Regions from separate parts of the Homo sapiens genome. Here region 2 is linked to region 1. A link is an interaction called in ENCODE POLR2A ChIA-PET data of the cell type or tissue named here. Cell type or tissue: B cell. All regions are shown on one strand. Each heading gives the region's core, and the rest is flanking DNA. Links, peaks and the distances in the headings are about the cores only.

Region 1 (9,982 bases), core at 2,344-6,343:
TTCTGAGCTGGGCCTGGACCAGATGTCCTCTGGCCTCAGTCTCACCTGCTCCTTCTGTCGCAGGCTTCGAACCGTGGCCAACAGTTCCAGTGGACTGCGTGGACCCGTGAGCTCAGGAGCCTCAGACGCCTCCCTGGAGAGCCAAGCTGGTGTTCGAGGTGGCGCCTCCAGGGTCCACCCTGCTGCCCAACAGCCCCGCGGCCACCAGAGGGCCGTCCCTGGCCCGGCTGTGTGCCCTGGTGGACCTGTGTCTGGGCTGCTCCCGCTGCACCCAGCGGCTCAATGAAAGCACCTACGTCCTCCGTAGGGTGGAGCATGACTGCTCCCGCGAGATCCTGCTGGCCCGCTTTAAGCAGGCCACCAAGAGCAAGGTCTGGCGCGTGGTGGGCTGCCGGCCCACCTTCCCAAGGCCCCTGTGCTACCAAGTCTGCCACTACTACAGCCCTGGGCTCGGCTGCCGGCGCCACCGAAACCGGTGCACCTTTGCCCGCAGTCGCGAGGAGGCCCTGGTCTGGACCTTCGAGCGTCAGCACAACCTCCAGCGCCTATGGCTGAAGGCGGAGGTGCAGGGCAGCGGGGCCCAGGGAGGGGCAGGCCGGGCGGCCGACGCCATCCTTACGGAGTTTGGCGGCCGCTTCGAGCTGCTTTGCTCCCTCTGCTTCAGGCGCTGTCCCCCATGCATCTGTCGCGTGGACCCCCAGGGGCAGTGCCCTGAGCACGGAGCCTGCCCCTCCCTCCTGGCCCACGTGAGCGCCGAGGGCCGCCGCAAGCAACAGTTTGTGGTGGTGAGGCCGCGGCCCCGGGCCGGCCAGCCTCCTGCCTACTGCAGGTTTGTGGGGCGTGGGCAGCCGTGCTGGCGTGGGGAGTCCCGCTGCCAGTTTGCACACAGCGCCGTGGAGATGGCTGTGTGGGAGGCCGAGCAGCTGGGTGGCCTCCAGCGGGGGGACCTGCTCACACCCCCTGCCCCTGATGGCGACGGGCGCACGGCCCCCCTTGGCCAGCCCCCTGGGGCCCAGCTGTACTGCCCGGCCTGCTTGGTCACCTGCCACTCTCAGGAGGCCTTCGAGAACCACTGCGCATCCTCGGAGCACGCACAGATGGTGGCCTTCGACCAGGCCCTGCCCTGGGAGCACCGTTCCCCACCCCCGGGACTCTCCAAGTTCGAGCTCTGCCCAAAGTAAGGATACTCGAGGCAGGAGCTTGGAGTAGGGCAGGAGCCCACCATAGGCAGAACCAGAGGTTCCCAGGAGCTTGGAGTGGGGCAGGAGCCCACCACAGGCAGAGCCAGAGGCTCCCAGGAGCTTGGAGTAGGGCAGGAGCCCACCGTAGGCAGAGCCAGAGGCTCCCAGGAGCTTGGAGTAGCGCAGGAGCCCACCACAGGCAGAGCCAGAGGCTCCCAGGAGCTTGGAGCAGGGCAGGAGCCCACCGTAGGCAGAGCCAGAGGTTCCCAGGAGCTTGGAGTGGGGCAGGAGCCCACCGTAGGCAGAGCCAGAGGCTCCCAGGAGCTTGGAGCGGGGCAGGAGCCCACCACAGGCAGAGCCAGAGGCTCCCAGGAGCTTGGAGCGGGGCAGGAGCCCACCGTAGGCAGAGCCAGAGGTTCCCAGGAGCTTGGAGCGGGGCAGGAGCCCACTGTAGGCAGAGCCAGAGACTCCCAGGAGCTTGGAGCGGGGCAGGAGCCCACCACAGGCAGAGCCAGAGGCTCCCAGGAGCTTGGAGCAGGGCAGGAGCCCACCGTAGGCAGAGCCAGAGGTTCCCAGGAGCTTGGAGCAGGGCAGGAGCCCACCACAGGCAGAGCCAGAGGCTCCCAGGAGCTTGGAGCAGGGCAGGAGCCCACCGTAGGCAGAGCCAGAGGTTCCCAGGAGCTTGGAGCGGGGCAGGAGCCCACCGTAGGCAGAGCCAGAGGTTCCCAGGAGCTTGGAGCGGGGCAGGAGCCCACCACAGGCAGAGCCAGAGGCTCCCAGGAGCTTGGAGCGGGGCAGGAGCCCACCACAGGCAGAGCCAGAGGTTCCCAGGAGCTTGGAGCGGGGCAGGAGCCCACCACAGGCAGAGCCAGAGGCTCCCAGGAGCTTGGAGCGGGGCAGGAGCCCACCGTAGGCAGAGCCAGAGGTTCCCAGGAGCTTGGAGCGGGGCAGGAGCCCACCGTAGGCAGAGCCAGAGGCTCCCAGGTTCAGTGGACGGGGGCCTCCCTGCCACCTGCTGAGGGCTAAAGCCATGTGGCCTCTGAGGACCCGGATAAGGGAGGTTCATGTTTGGGAACTGCTTGAGCCAGGCCTTGTCCCGGGAGCACAGGAGTGGGTGGGACGAATAAAGCCCCTGCTCCCTACAGAGGCCAGTATTGGGCTGAGGGGTCCCGGCCTTTGAACTCAGCACGGCGGCTGTGCCTCTGTGTAGCCCTGCTGACCTCCCTGTCCCCCAGGCCTGACCTCTGTGAGTATGGGGACGCCTGCACCAAGGCACACTCAGCACAGGAGCTGCAGGAGTGGGTCCGGCGCACGCAGGCTGTGGAGCTGCGGGGGCAGGCGGCCTGGCAGGACGGGCTGGTGCCCTACCAGGAGCGGCTGCTGGCCGAGTACCAGCGCAGCAGCAGTGAGGTCCTTGTGGTAAGTGGGCCCTGGGAGTGGGTGGGGTGGGGTGGGGTCCAGGCCTCTTGCTGAAGGCTAGACTTCCACGCAGCTGGCAGAGACCCTTGATGGAGTGCGTGTCACCTGCAACCAGCCCCTGATGTACCAGGCCCAGGAGAGGAAGACCCAGTACAGCTGGACGTTTGCCGTCCACTCTGAGGTGAGCGGAGAACAGCTCCGACTGGGCGGAGGGAGCCCTGGGGAAGTGGTGACTTCAGCCCGGGCAGACGTCAACAGCCTGGGTCATGGAGCTAATACCGAGGCACTGCCGCTCAGCACCTGCGTGACCTGCAGCAGGTCCCTTAGCCTCTCTGCCTCAGTCTCCTCACCTAGAGACAGGGGGCCAGGACAGTCCCACCTTGGCAGGGTTATTCTATGGAGTATATGGGTTAAAACAAGGATTTGGCCAGGTGCGGTGGTTCACGCCTGTAATCCCAGCACTTTGGGAGACCGAGGCAGGTGGATCACCTGAGGTCGGGAGTTCGAGATCAGCCTGGCCAATAGGGTGAAACTCCGTCTCTACTGAAAAAAAAAAAAAAAAAAAAAAATTAGCCAGGCATGGTGGTGGGTGCCTGTGATCCCATCTACTCGGGAGGCTGAGGCAGGAAAATCACTTGAACCCAGGAGGCGGAGGTTGTAGTGAGTTGAGATCGCGCCATTGCACTCCAGCCTGGCGACAAGAGTGAAACTCCGTCTCAAAAACCAAAACAAAAACAAGGATTCACCAGGGTCTGGCACCTGGAGAGTGGGTGGTGAGGCCTCAAGCTGCCCACACTGCCCCACGGGACATCCACAGGGGCCCCAGGAGGGTTCAGCCACCCCCATGTAGCACAGGAAGAAACTGAGGATGGCAGAGGCCGGGTGGCCTGCTTGCGTTCTATCCAGGAAGTGGCAGGGCCAGGACCTGAACCCTGCACTTGGGCTACGCTGGCCAGGCTGCCTCTCGGGAGGGTTGGGGGGAGCCCTGGGCCCCCCTCACCGTCTGGCCTCCTCTCCAGGAGCCCCTGCTACACGTGGCCCTGCTGAAGCAGGAGCCAGGAGCCGACTTCTCTCTGGTGGCTCCCGGCCTCCCGCCAGGCCGGCTCTACGCACGGGGTGAGCGCTTCCGTGTGCCCAGCTCCACTGCCGACTTCCAGGTGGGAGTGCGTGTGCAGGCTGCCTCGTTCGGCACCTTTGAGCAATGGGTGGTCTTCGACTTTGGCCGCCGGCCGGTGCTGCTACAAAAGCTGGGGCTGCAGCTGGGCCAGGGGCGTCGCCCAGGACCCTGCAGGAATCTGGCGCTCGGCCACCCTGAGGAGATGGAGCGCTGGCACACTGGCAACCGCCACGTGGTGCCTGGCGTGGAGCGGACGGCCGAGCAGACGGCCCTGATGGCCAAGTACAAGGGCCCTGCCCTGGCCCTGGAGTTCAACCGCAGCAGCGTGGCCTCGGGCCCCATCTCACCAACCAACTATCGGCAGAGGATGCACCAGTTTCTCTATGAGGAGGAGGCGGCTCAGCAGCAGCTGGTGGCCAAGTGAGCTGGGGGCAACAGGAGCAGCTGGGGTAGCAGGAGCAGCTGGGGCAATGGGAGCGGCTGGGGCAACGGGAGCGGATGGGGGCGTGGACTTGGCAGCGGGGCTGGCAGCTGTGGCCCCATGAGCTGACCCAGGCCATCCTGCCAGGCTGACCCTGCGGGGCCAGGTGTTCCTGAAGACGGCATTGCAGACGCCAGCGCTGAACATGCTCTTCGCGCCTCCGGGAGCACTGTACGCAGAGGTCCCCGTCCCCTCCTCCCTGATGCCAGACACAGACCAGGGCTTCCTGCTGGGCCGGGCGGTCAGCACAGCCCTGGTGGCCCCTGTACCTGCACCCGACAATACGGTGTTCGAGGTGCGGCTGGAGAGGCGGGCCAGCTCAGAGCAGGCGCTGTGGCTGCTGCTTCCGGCCCGCTGCTGCTTGGCCCTGGGGCTGCAGCCTGAGGCCCGCCTGGTCCTGGAGGTGCAGTTCCAGATTGACCCGATGACCTTCCGCCTCTGGCACCAGGCAGTGGACACACTGCCTGAGGAGCAGCTGGTGGTGCCCGACTTGCCCACCTGCGCCCTGCCCAGACCTTGGTCTGTCCCACCCTTGCGGCGTGGCAACCGCAAGCAGGAGCTGGCCGTGGCGCTCATCGCGGGCTGGGGCCCTGGGGATGGGAGGCGTGTCCCCCCGCTACTCATCTATGGCCCCTTTGGCACCGGCAAGACCTACACGCTGGCCATGGCCTCCCTGGAGGTCATCCGGAGGCCTGAAACCAAGGTGCTCATCTGCACACACACCAACAGGTAAGCCCGAGCCTGGCCTGCCCCCACCTCACCTGACGCCCGGCCCAAGTCTACACCGGGCAGGCGGTCACCCCCTGGATGTGCTCCAGTCCTCTGATTCTGCACTCCCTGTAGCCGACCAGCTTTGGGCTTTGGCTTTATCAGGCCCAGCTCAGGGCACCGAGGGTGGCCGGGTCTGCTGTCAGGTGAGGAGCTGGGTGCCTCTGCCGGGGCCCTGGCCCAAGGAGAGTGTCACGGGGAAGGCTGCAGCATGGCCCACCCAGGACTTCTGGGGATGAGTCTTGTTTTTCGTTTTTATAGAAACACAGATCTTTGTCCTAACCACAAGGTTCCCCTTTGGTTTATGTGGTTTCCTCTGGTTCCTGCCACCACCACCTCCCCAGGCCGGGGCCTTCCCATCCCTGCCCAGTGGGGAGTGGGAGGAAGAGCCTGGGACAGTGGCCATACGTCCCGGGCTGATTTCTGGATTGGGGGTTCTGGGGACCAGGGAGGTGCAGGTGTCTGCAGTGTCAGAGGAGCCGCTGGGCTCGCCCAGGTGTTGCCTGAAGCCCTCCGTGGCCTCTTGCCCCTTGGACTCCTGACAGGAGGGACACCAGTGTTTGCTGCTCACCTCTGACAGCCAGACAAGGGCTGTGCTCAGGGGCAGCTCGGCTGGGCACACAGTAGGTGCTTTAGCGGACAGCACTGAGGCCCCCAGCAAGAAGCCCATGAGCTCCTCCCCCTCCCGCAGTGCCGCCGACATCTACATCCGGGAGTATTTCCACAGCCACGTCAGCGGCGGCCACCCCGAGGCCACTCCTCTCCGTGTGATGTACACGGACCGGCCGCTGAGCCAGACGGACCCAGTCACGCTGCAGTACTGTTGCCTGACCGACGACCGCCAGGCTTTCCGCCCGCCCACACGGGCAGAGCTGGCGCGGCACCGCGTGGTGGTCACCACCACCTCCCAGGCCCGTGAGCTCAGGGTGCCGGTCGGCTTCTTCTCCCACATTCTCATCGATGAGGCGGCCCAGATGCTGGAGTGCGAGGCCCTCACCCCGCTGGCCTATGCCTCGCACGGCACCCGCCTCGTGCTGGCGGGCGACCACATGCAGGTCACACCCCGGCTGTTCAGTGTGGCCAGGGCCCGGGCGGCCGAGCACACGCTGCTGCACCGCCTCTTCCTGTGCTACCAGCAGGAGACTCACGAGGTGGCGCGGCAGAGCCGCCTGGTCTTCCACGAGAACTACCGCTGCACGGACGCCATTGTCAGCTTCATCTCGCGGCACTTCTACGTGGCCAAGGGCAACCCCATCCACGCCAGGGGCAAGGTTCCGCCCCACCCCCGGCACTACCCGCTCATGTTCTGCCACGTGGCGGGCAGCCCAGACCGGGACATGTCCATGGCGTCCTGGCTGAATCTGGCTGAGATTGCGCAGGTCGTCGAGAAGGTGCAGGAGGCCTACAACACCTGGCCCAGCTGCTGGGGCGGCCGCGAGCAGAGGTGCATCTGTGTCGTTTCCCACGGTGCCCAGGTGAGCCCGGCCAGCCCGGGACAGCCCCCGACCGCACCCCTGCTGGGGGAGGGGGAGCTCTCCGGCTGATGGACGAGCCCCCGCCTCAGTTTCCCCATCTGTAAGAGGGGGCTGCAGTATTTGCCTCCCAGGGCTGAGGTGGGGCTCGGCCCCTGAGGTGTCTGGAGCTTGGTGGGGGTGCCGTCTCCTTGTCGGGGGTGGCCCAGTCCTCACTGCGTCCTGCGCTCATCCCCGAGCTTGGTGGGGGTGCCCTCTCCTTGTCGGGGGTGGCCCAGTCCTCACTGCGTCCTGCGCTCATCCCCGAGCTTGGTGGGGGTGCCCTCTCCTTGTCGGGGGTGGCCGAGTCCTCACTGCGTCCAGCACTCATCCCCGGCCCTGCTGCGTCTTCAGGTCAGTGCACTGAGGCAGGAGCTGAGGAGGCGGGACCTAGGCCAGGTGTCTGTCGGCAGTTTTGAGATCCTGCCAGGTGGGTGACCAGCGGGGCCAGGTGCTGCCAGCTGCCCCAGGATACCCCGGGTGGCTCGGCCCACTCCTCAGCCTGGCATCGGCAGGGGTGGGGCTGGTCCCACCGTCTTGCGCACCCAGCCTGACCTGACTGCGTGCCCCCTGCAGGGCGGCAGTTCCGGGTCGTGGTGCTCAGCACTGTGCACACCTGCCAGAGCCTGCTCAGCCCTGGGGCACTGGCCCCTGAGTTCTTCACCGACGCCCGCGTGCTCAACACCGTCCTGACCCGCGCCCAGTCCCAGCTGGTGGTAGTGGGGGACGCCGTGGCCCTCTGCTCCTTCGGGGCCTGCGGCAAGCTCTGGGAGAGCTTCATCCGTGAGTGCGTGGAGCGGCACAGTGTCTGCCCCGAGGGCCTGTCCATGGAGCAGGTCGAGCAGGGTGTGGCGCAGAGACGGCGCTGGCCTCCCCGAGGCACACAGGCTGGGGCAGCGGGGAACTGGGAGGCTGCCCCAGAGCCAGTAGGGGACCTGGCCGAGGAGCAGGCGGCTGTGGTGACGGCCATGGTGAAGGCAGAGCCGGGAGATGAGGCTCTGAGCCCAGCATCCCGTGACATCACGGCAACCACAGCGCAGACGGAGGCTGCGGCAGCACCAGCAGGAGACGCAGTGAAGGAAGACGTGGTGCCCGGGGCCTGTGCGGCAGGAGCGGCTGCTGCAGCGGGCGTGGAGTCCACGGAGGCTGAGGATGCAGAGGCTGACTTCTGGCCGTGGGACGGGGAGCTCAACGCTGACGACGCCATCCTACGGGAGCTTCTGGACGAGAGCCAGAAGGTGATGGTGACCGTCGGGGAGGACGGGCTGCTGGACACTGTCGCCAGGCCCGAGTCCCTGCAGCAGGCCCGGCTGTACGAGAACCTGCCCCCGGCTGCGCTACGGAAGCTGCTGCACGCGGAGCCCGAGCGGTACCGCCACTGCTCTTTCGTGCCAGAGACCTTCGAGCGGGCGTCAGCCATCCCGCTGGACGATGCCTCCTCGGGCCCCATCCAGGTCAGGGGCCGCCTGGACTGTGGGATGGCCTTCGCCGGGGATGAGGTGCTGGTGCAGCTCCTTTCGGGAGACAAGGCGCCCGAGGGGCGGCTTCGGGGCCGCGTGCTGGGCGTGCTGAAGAGGAAGAGGCACGAGCTGGCGTTTGTGTGCCGCATGGACACGTGGGACCCGCGCATCATGGTCCCCATCAATGGCTCCGTGACCAAGATCTTCGTGGCCGAGCTGAAGGACCCATCGCAGGTCCCCATCTACAGCCTCCGGAAGGGCCGGCTGCAGCGTGTGGGGCTTGAGAGGCTCACCGCCGAGGCCCGGCACAGCCGGCTCTTCTGGGTCCAAATTGTCCTGTGGCGGCAAGGCTTCTACTACCCGCTGGGCATCGTCCGGGAGGTGCTGCCTGAGGCCAGCACCTGGGAGCAGGGCCTCCGCATCCTCGGCCTGGAGTACAGCTTGAGGGTGCCCCCGTCGGACCAGGCCACCATCACCAAGGTGCTGCAGAAATACCACACGGAGCTTGGCCGGGTTGCCGGCCGCCGAGAGGACTGCCGCGCCTTCTTGACCTTCACTGTGGACCCCCAGGGCGCCTGCAACCTCGATGATGCCCTCAGTGTCCGAGACCTGGGTCCCAGGTGCGAGGTGGCTGTGCACATCACTGATGTGGCCAGCTTCGTGCCCAGGGACGGGGTGCTGGACGTGGAGGCGCGAAGGCAGGGCGCTGCGTTCTATGCCCCCGGCAGGGAGCCAGTGCCCATGCTGCCGGCCAGCCTCTGCCAGGACGTCCTCAGCCTCCTGCCTGGCCGGGACCGCCTGGCCATCTCCCTGTTCCTCACCATGGAGAAGGCCAGTGGCCAGCTGAAGAGCCTGCGCTTTGCACCCTCCGTGGTCCAGTCTGACCGCCAGCTGTCCTACGAGGAGGCGGAGGAGGTGATCAGGCAGCACCCGGGTGCCGGCCGTGAGCTGCCGGCCCGCCTGGACTCCGTGGACGCCTGCGTCGTGGCCGCGTGCTACTTCTCTCGGCTGCTGCGCCGGCACCGCCTGCGGTCCGACTGCTTCTATGAGCAGCCGGACGAGGACGGCACCCTGGGCTTCCGCGCGGCCCACATCATGGTGAAGGAGTACATGATTCAGTTTAATAGGCTCGTGGCTGAGTTCCTGGTGGGCAGCGAGTGCACGCGGACGGTCACGCCTCTGCGGTGGCAGCCAGCACCCCGCAGCCAGCAGCTCAAGGCCCTGTGTGAGAAGCATGGGGACCGGGTGCCCCTGTCACTGCACCTCGGCCACCACCTGCACGGCGGCGGGGGCAGTCCCCCCGACACGCGGCTGCACCTCCTGGCCTCCCTCTGGAAGCAGGTCCAGTTTGCTGCCCGCACCCAGGACTACGAACAGATGGTGGACTTGGTCACCACGGACGACATGCACCCATTCCTGGCTCCTGCAGGCCGCGACCTCCGCAAGGCCCTGGAGCGCTCGGCGTTCGGCCGCTGCGCCCGGGGCCACCAGCAGCAGGGCGGCCACTACTCGCTGCAGGTGGACTGGTACACGTGGGCCACCTCGCCCATCCGCAGGTACCTGGACGTGGTGTTGCAGCGGCAGATCCTGCTGGCGCTGGGCCATGGGGGCTCTGCCTACTCTGCCAGGGACATCGATGGGCTCTGCCAGGCCTTCAGCCTCCAGCACGCACTTGCCCAGAGCTATCAGCGGCGGGCGCGCAGCCTGCACCTGGCCGTGCAGCTCAAGGCCCAGCCTCTGGACAAGCTGGGCTTCGTGGTGGACGTGGAGGCGGGCTCCCGCTGCTTCCGGCTGCTCTTCCCCAGCAACCGGGAGACGCTGCCTGACCCCTGCCCCGTCCCCTACGGCTCCCTGCAGCTGGCCGAGCACCCCCACGCCCTGGCAGGCCGGCCGGGCCTGCGGCTCCTGTGGCGGCGCCGTGTCTACTCAGCGCAGGGATCCAGCCCGCCCCTGCCACTGCCTGGCACTGTGCCGGACCCACACACCCTGGCCGTGGAGACGGCCCTGTGGAAGCAGCTGCTGGAGCTGGTGGAGCTGCAGCGCTG
Region 2 (8,408 bases), core at 4,379-8,378, 510 kb before region 1:
ATGGGGACACACATTCCTGCAAACACACACACAGATGCCCAGACAGGCATACGGGTGAACACACAGAGACATGGATGGGTACACACTCAGAAATGCAGACACTCACAGGGATGCACAAACACACGGGCCACACACATGCAAGATGACGCCAACGTGCACGCAGGCACATGGGTAGACCTAGAGTGTGCATGGACACCTTTGGGAACAGGCAGACACAGACCAAGGCCCTCCGACACCCAGAGGACACACACATGCACAAACACGCTCTCCAGGCAAAGCTCGAGGGTGAGCCCCCTGACCTCAGGAGCCGAGAGGGGGCAGGAATCCAGGCAGGCTCGGACTCCTGCAGCCCTCCGCCCCAGCTGGGCTCACCAACGTCTGAGCAGGAGACCCTAGACCCTCCTACCCGAGCTTCCTGAGCCTGCCTCCCAGCCTGGGACCCAGCCTGGGCACTGTAGGCACTGAGGGTGGGCAGAGCAGAGACCTCGTAAGGGAAGGACAAAGGAGCCCAACCTGATGTCCCCGGACCAGGAACCAGTGTCAGAGGCCAGGGCAGAGTGTGGGACACAAGCACCTCATCCCTGCTACTGCAGACACCTCTCCCTTCGCATGTCTGTCTTCCACCTGGGTCACCCCACAGCTTCCTCCCTACAGGCAGAGACAGGGAGGATGAGGGGTTGGGATGGGGAGGAGGAGGAAAGGGAAAGGAGTGGGGAGGAAGTATGGAGAGATCAAGAGAGAGGATGGGTAAGGAAGGATGGGAGAAGAGGGAGGAAAACACGCTGGGGATAGGAGGACAGGAAGAAAGGAGGGGGGACGAGGTCAGACCTAGCTCCCTGACCCCCACCTCTTTTGACCCCAAGCCTTCTCACCCAGCAATAGCAACCAGCCACCTGCACCCCCACCAAGGCAGCTCCCAGCTCTGCCTTGCCTGGCCTTTCAGGAGTCAATAGAGACCTCAACTCCCTCTGTGGGAGCCGTTCAGGGTCCAGCAGAAGGCCGTGGCCTCCCCAGTCCAGGTGTTCACAATCTCATAATGTGTTCCCTTGAACTTCTTGTGTGTTCTGTGTCATTCTGCCCTGACATGTTCATAACCATAGAACCCAGGACAGCTTCTCCCTCCCTTGTGCCTGCGGCAAACCCCCAGCACAGACCCTGGCATGCTGAACAGCCTAGGCCCCCTGCGCAGAACCTGCCCCCCACCCACATAGACCCCTAGCCCACGGTACAGACCTTGCCCCCTGCATTGACCCTGCGCACCTGCCTGCACACAACCTGTCCCCCCTGCAAAGATCCTGCCCCCTTGCAAAGACCCTGGCCACTCTGCACAGATCCTACCCCTTGCACAGATCCTGGCCACTCTGCACAGACCCTGGCCACTCTGCACAGACCCTGGCCACTCTGCACAGACCCTGCCCTCCCTGCACAGATCCTGCCCTCCCTGCACAGATCCTGGCCACTCTGCACAGATCCTGGCCACTCTGCACAGATCCTACCCTCCCTGCACAGATCCTGGCCACTCTGCACAGATCCTACCCCTTGCACAGATCCTGGCCACTCTGCACAGACCCTGGCCTCCCTGCACAGATCCTGGCCACTCTGCACAGATCCTGGCCTCCCTGCACAGATCCTGGCCACTCTGCACAGATCCTGGCCACTCTGCACAGATCCTACCCCTTGCACAGATCCTGGCCACACCTGCAAAGATCTAGTGCCCCCAAAACCTGGCACAGACCGTGCCCCCACCCCACATAGATGCTATCCCCGTGCGTAGATCTTGGTCCCTCTGTACAGATCCTGCCCTCCCTGGACGGGTCCTGTCCCCCGACTCCCTTGAACAGACACTGACTCCCAATGTAGATCCTACCCACTGCACAGATCCTGGCCCCACTGCAAAGATCCTGCACGCTGCACAGATCCTGTTACCCCCTAAAAGTCCTCCCCGCAGAGACTCCTGCCCCCATGCAGAGATCCTGGCCTCAATGCACAGATCCTGGCCCATGTGCAGATTCTGGCCCCTTGCATGGATCCTGCCCCACCCCAGCCAGCTCCAGTCCTACCTCCTCCAAGAAGCCTACCCCAGGACCCCCAGCCCTGGGAACCTTCCTAACTTGGCCATTATTCAGTAATACGGCTGCCAGGCTAGGCCTGTGAGCTCTGGTCTCAGCAGATATCCTCTGAGAGTGTGGTCAGCAGAGCCCCGCAGGAGGCAGGCACCTGGCCCCTCACAGGCGCAGTCTTAGAGTGAAAGACAGGCCTGGTCACCTGGCTAGGGGATTGGCCAGGTGTGACACTGACAGTGCTCCCTGGGGTTGGCAGGGGCCCAGCCCTGGACCCAGAAACGCTCCCACGGAGGAGAACTGGTGGTGCAGATGAAATGGCCCAGGTATCTCTAGACCCCTAATAGAGTCCTGCCCTCCCCCAACCTGCCAAGGGTGGGGTGGTCCCTCCAGAAGGGGGAAGGTAGAATCAGGGTCCTATATAGAACATATATGTTACACAAGAGATAGCAAGAGGCACATGTTATATGAGAGAGCAAGACAACCTCAAACACACATGTTCTGGGCAGGCGAAACAATATGCAAGGATACTAGGGATAGCCCAAGACACGAACGATGACACGCGAATGACAGCACAGAGCTTGTGTGCGAGGATACTAGGGATAGCCCAAGACACGAACGATGACACGCGAATGACAGCACAGAGCTTGTGTGCGAGGATACTAGGGATAGCCCAAGACACGAACGATGACACGCGAATGACAGCACAGAGCTTGTGTGCGAGGATACTAGGGATAGCCCAAGACACGAACGATGACACGCGAATGACAGCACAGAGCTTGTGTGCGAGGATACTAGGGATAGCCCAAGACACGAACGATGACACGCGAATGACAGCACAGAGCTTGTGTGCGAGGATACTAGGGATAGCCCAAGACACGAACGATGACACGCGAATGACAGCACAGAGCTTGTGTGCGAGGATACTAGGGATAGCCCAAGACACGAACGATGACACGCGAATGACAGCACAGAGCTTGTGTGCGAGGATACTAGGGATAGCCCAAGACACGAACGATGACACGCGAATGACAGCACAGAGCTTGTGTGCGAGGATACTAGGGATAGCCCAAGACACGAACGATGACACGCGAATGACAGCACAGAGCTTGTGTCCACAGATTAAAGCCTGACACAGGCTGCTCTTGGAGCTCCTGGGTATTTGGGCAGGCCTGGGTTCCGGGGTGAGATTCACACCCACTCAGCAGGCAAATACACACACCTCACTCTCATCCAGTGACTCAGAATCAGCAAACGCCAGACGGCAGCTGGAACACTGTCTTTTGTCCTCCCCACTCCCACCCCCAGGGCAGGCACAGTCTACCCTCCTCCTTCCACAGGCTCACCACCCTGGGCTGGCCAAGAACAGGAATCAAGGCAGAGGGTCTGGCAGCCCCTCACAGAGCAGCCATCCCCCAGGGAAGCCAGTCACCAGGCCGCACATTTGTGCTATTAAAAAAGTGAAAGAATTTTTAACAATTCTGAGTTTCATCAAAATAAATTACTTTGTCCTTGTGATTTTAACTTTACAAAATCTATATACAATGACAAAAAAAATTGAGTTGTAGCTTCTCAATATCATGTTAAATTTTGTAGTCATTAATAAAGCTTACTAATTTGACTTGAAGTTTCATCGTCAGGCCTTGGCAGCAATAAACATGCTTTTAGATCTCAGCATTTCCGTTAGCCCTTGAAAAACACGTGAATCCTGGGGACAGAAACAGATGGGAGGTGTCGGCCTGCTGGGTCCCTCACAGTTGCTGGACCCCAAACACACAGAGAACACCTCCCTTCTTGCAGAACTGCAAACGTGTGGAGAAACAGTAGGGGTGAGGAATGTGAGCCAGGTAGGCCCTGGGAGTACCTGCTGCAAATTATGGACTAGGGGGTGTCAAGGTTTTCCAGTCCTATAAAAAGAGGTTACAAGCCCCTTCTTGCAGAACAGAAGAATATTCCCCTACTCCCTGCGTGACTCCCCCACAAACGCCAAGAGCCAGAAAGTGCCCCACCCATGTGTCCCCCTGGCCTGGACCCAGGGAAGCTGAGAGGATGGCCCAGGTCCCTGTCTCAAAGGACTCACCCCTATGGGAGCACAAAGGCTGCCCAGAGAAAGCGGCTGCTGGGTGAGCATCCCTAAGCAGTCACTGCTGCTTCTGGAGACCAGGGACCTTCCTCAAGCCAAGCTGGTGCTGCAGCCCAGGCAGGACCCCAAAGGCACCTGCAGGAGGGGAGGGAACAGCACCAGGAAGGGCCTTCCTGGGGAGCAGCAAAAGCTTGAGGGCTGGAAGGATGGGCCTAGCTGTGGGATGGGGTGCCGGCTCTGGGACATAGGGCTGAATGTCAAAATTTACCCTCTTACTGAGAGGCCAGGGCAGTCTCCCAAAAACAATGGGAACACCCAACAGCCTCCTGCCAAAAGGCCAGAAGCTCAGCTAAGACCCTGCTCCTCAGCTGGGACAGCCCTACTCCCAAACTCACAGGTTCCAAACTCCCAGCAAGGTGTCCCAGCGGCAGGTCTGTGAATATAGAGAGAGTACAGACATCTCGTGGAAGTAATAGATACGTAACAGATTGGACTTTTTGCACTAATTTTTGCCTAATTTAAACTGTGGAATAAGCACGTGAATTAGGAAATTCTAGAACACACTTATGAGTGCCTGAAGAAATTATAAAATGATTAAGTAGTTAATTGAGAATTAGTTACAAAACAAAGGAATGCACAAATAGATTTCCAAAATCTAGTATCTAGGACCCAAGATCCCAAGACACAGTGTTCAGCAAAACCCAGCTCTAGTCCTGGGGACACCAGGACCCCTGAGACCCCAAACTTGCCCTAGAAGAGGTGAGGGGTCCTGAGTTCTGCCCCATTATCCCTTTCTGTGAACACCAGTGGCTGGGGCCAGAGCCCCCTGGCCATCAGAAGGGAATGGGCCTTAACCACAAAGGTCTCCTCATAGCCGAGGGCCCCACCCACAAAACTAACCCCAAAGACCCCTCAAGCCAGGAACCTGGGCCCACAACCCCTAGGATGGCGCGTCTGCGGCCGCCTGGAAAGGACGCTCACCCAAGCTGGAGAAGCCGGCTCTATGCCTCTATGCCCCAATGACCCCTATGAGGGGCGCGTCCACGCCCAGACTCTAACCCAGGGCCCTCCGGAGGGGACCCTGCCCCCCGCCACGACCCGCCCCACCTGGTCGAGGGAGGGGCAGGACTCCCGGTTGCTGGGCAACCGCGTCAACAAGCCCAAAGAGTCTGGGCTACGGCGGAGGTTCTTCCGACCAGAGAAGGCAGCAAGCAGGGGGTGTAGGGACCAAGAGGTGGGGGCTGGGCCTCGGCTGCAGGAGCTAAGGAGGGGCGGGGGCGTTAGCCGCCGCTGGGGCTGGCCGTGGCTCTGCCTCTGGCACAGCGAGCCCAGCCCTGGCTGGACAAGGTGGCAGCTGTAGGCTGGGGCCGGGAAGGGAGGAGCCAGCTGGGCTTTTGGACCCTCCCTCCTCTGTCACCTGCCCTCTAGGCTCTGCTCCCCACAACCATCTAGGCCTCGAAGGGCAAGAGCGAGCTGTCTGGTGGGAGACCCTGACTGTCGGGGACCGCAGACATAGGGGCACAACGAAGGTCCCCCAGGCGTCACCTAGAGCTCTCCATGTGGCAGGGCCTGAGATCAACCCAGTGGGGTCTCAGCATTTTCTCAATTCAAACAGAACAGTCCATCGGGTAGGAAAGATATTTCCTACAACTGAGTTGATCAGAAAGTCCTAGTTGACTGCAGGACTGAGCAGGATCAGCCGATGGCAGAGCTGCTGGGGACGTGCGCTTGGGAGAGGGAGAGCGCCTGGGCAAAGCTCAGAGGCTGGGGGTGCGGAACTCAAAACCGACTGCGGAGAGCCCAGCGGGCGGGAGCTGGGGCGCACGTTGGGGCCCTGCCGAGGGGCGGGCAGGGCCCGGTGCCAGCCCCGGCACCGACGGGACGCCCTCCTCCCTCCGCAGGGCGGGAGGATGCCGCCGCCAGCGAAGGAGGGCGGGCGCAAGGGCCCGCGGGAGCGAAGCGGGAAGAGCGCGCCAGGCACGGCGCAGGGTGAGGAGCGTGCCAAGGGGGCGCCCGCGACAGAGCCCCCCAAGCCGGGCTGGGCCCTGACGCCGCAGGGACTGGCGGCCATGCTCCCTGCGCAGCGCCACCGCCATCTGCTCTTCGGCGACCTGCTGGAGGACGTGGGCGCGGCGGCCTCCACCTTCCCGTGCGGGTCGGTGGAACCGGGGTACCGCATGCCCGACCCGCGCCCGTGGACGCAGTCGCTCGAGCTGCCCGCCGAGCGCCAGAACCGGCTCCTCGGCGTCCTCAAGGCAGCGGAGGCCCGCGGGCGAGTCCGCGCCCTGCGGCTGCGCTACACCCGCATGCGGGTGAGGCGAGGGGGTCGGAGGGCAGAGGGGGCGCACCGGGAGCGTTGAGCGGAGCCGGCCGGGGCGGGGCGGGGCGGGGCTCGGCGCGCGCTCAGCTACCCGGGCCCCGCAGGCCGAGGAGATCGCGCTGCTCATCCAGCGGCAGAAGTCCGCGCGCGCCGCCATCCGGCTGGAGCTGTTCCTGCCGCCGCAGCTGAAGCCCGCGCGGATCCCGGACCCCCTGGACCGCCAAGAGGTGCAGACAAGCCCCGGTAGGGGCGGGGAAAGGGGAGGGGCCCTGCCCGCCTCCGCACACGCCGGACCCCAGCCTCTCTCCCCGGCAGCGGAGGCGCGTGGAGACCATCCTGGAGGAGAACGTGGATGGCACCATCTTCCCGCGGTGACGGCGACTGAGAGTGTGCGACGCGCCCCAGCCTCCCACATAAAGTTATAATTCTCCGAAGGCTCGCTGGTCTTTTTGCTGCCACTCCCCAGGACCCCGAGGGAAGCGGGGAGTATGGACGCTGCCTCTCCCATGCACCTCACAGACATCAGGGTACAGAGAGTGGGGCCTCTCCCAAAAAAGTGGGGAGACGCAAGTGGGTGGGTGTGAAAGTAACAGGTCAGGGACACGCCTACCCCTAATCCCGATCTGCCCCCCACTGGCAACCTGGCGTTCTGTGGGTCTATGGGAGGCCCCCAGTCTTGGGGAGGACGGAGAAAGAGCCTGTTTCAGCAGAAGTCACCCCCAGATGTAAGGGTAGCCTCAGGCTGCAGTGGTCTCGAGTGCGAGTCATCCCACCAGGGGGCCAGGGAGAGGGCAGTGCTGTGGGCAGCGGAAGTGACCTAAGCTGGCCTTTGAAGAAGCAGCAGCTGTGCCCAAGAGGACCAAGAGACTGGGCAAGGGGAACCCCTGCGGCCCCCAGACAAAAATCCCACCCTCTGGCCTTCCTTTCCATCCTGAATAGCCTCCTGTGACCCCTTTAATGCCCCATGCCACACCCCCACACCCACCCCCCCACACACACACACCCCACACACACTCACGCATGCAGTACAAAAGGAAGCCACCCCTGTCCCATTCTGACAAACAGGCCCACGACCTACAAAATCCCTGGACTCTGAAAAGCCCCGAGGTTTCTGGGCAGACCTTACTTTTCTCCCCGACGTGAGCTCTTTGCAGACGCTGGGGCTTCCCTAGGCCCCCGCTTCCTTTTCCTCCCTCCCAGCCCCCTGCCCAGCAGGCTGCACAGAAGCGGGACCGCAGGAACTCAGACAAACCGCTCCTCCTGCTAGGGGGCTCCAGCTGACTGGAAGGAGGGGCAGAGGTCAGAACTGGGGTCCAGAAGGGATCCTGCTCCATGGCAGCCAGTGTTTCTCCCCAGCCCCGGCCAGGGGGTGGAGCCCTGCGCACTCGCCCCTCAGCCAGCCCTTCTCCCCGTGCACCGAGCACTTTACTCTTTCTGGGCTGTTGCTGCCCTTGGCCTTGACCCAAGCCCAGACTGTATACAGAGCTCAGAAGTCAGCTGACAAGGAGGGGACAGAGAGATGGCAGGAGGGGTTTCAGGAAGGGAAGGGTAGAGAGGAAGGAGGCCAGGGAGAAGGGGCTTGAGCAGGGGCAGACAGACAGGGAAGGGAGGCAGTCTGTCCAGGAGTGGCAGCCACTCACACCCTGATGTGCTTGTGACATGTGATGACAGCCAGCCCTGGTGTCGTCTGGCCAAACTCCCTGCAGCCTGGACCCCAGGATTCTGTGTCTTGGGGATTGACTGAGTGCCTAGAATGAGTTCATCTACTGGGAGAATCACATATTATTTCACCATTTCTCTGAGACTCCATTTCTTTATCTTTAAAATAAGGGTCTTGGTGCAGTACCCCACAGCAGCAAGTGCTCCAAAGGGGATGGGTCACTCTGCATCAGACAGGCAAGAGGGAAGAGGGGCAGAGACAGGCACAGCAGACCCAGCACCCAGA

Evidence for each region. Peaks named below come from ENCODE experiments on the same cell type or tissue, not always from the same donor. Only the 100,000 strongest peaks of a DNase experiment are listed, where the experiment ranks them.
Region 2: POLR2A ChIA-PET joins it to region 1 with 7 read pairs; 3 of 35 experiments call an interaction of 5 or more read pairs at or near these places.

The regions. Positions count from the first base shown.
Region 1 is chr20:63,563,303-63,573,284 of GRCh38, reverse strand. It overlaps HELZ2 (helicase with zinc finger 2), which reads left to right. Exons shown (of 20, transcript NM_001037335.2): 2 at 64-1,177; 3 at 2,417-2,600; 4 at 2,674-2,781; 5 at 3,620-4,137; 6 at 4,286-4,927; 7 at 5,658-6,441; 8 at 6,832-6,907; 9 at 7,054-9,982. The coding sequence starts at 900. Among named protein-coding and RNA genes, the nearest start is that of HELZ2, 5.9 kb to the left of the region's middle. RefSeq lists a silencer at 1,712-2,068 and enhancers at 4,708-4,757, 4,778-4,867, 4,958-5,027, 5,438-5,507, 5,978-6,027 and 1 more. In B cell, for the core only: no CTCF peak of the experiment used is centred there; DNase peaks (open chromatin) are centred at 4,224 and 5,334; H3K4me3 peaks cover 2,146 bases; H3K27ac peaks cover 1,393 bases.
Region 2 is chr20:64,081,865-64,090,272 of GRCh38, reverse strand. The region is part of intron 1 of OPRL1 (opioid related nociceptin receptor 1); the gene reads right to left. LKAAEAR1 (LKAAEAR motif containing 1) reads left to right here and starts at 5,875. Exons shown (of 3, transcript NM_001353425.2): 1 at 5,875-6,455; 2 at 6,568-6,690; 3 at 6,779-6,897. The coding sequence starts at 6,054. The coding sequence ends at 6,838. RefSeq lists silencers at 3,151-3,351, 6,463-6,542, 6,723-6,782. In B cell, for the core only: CTCF peaks have their summits at 6,469 and 6,673; DNase peaks (open chromatin) are centred at 5,352, 6,592, 7,582 and 7,912; H3K4me3 peaks cover 1,513 bases; H3K27me3 peaks cover 1,066 bases.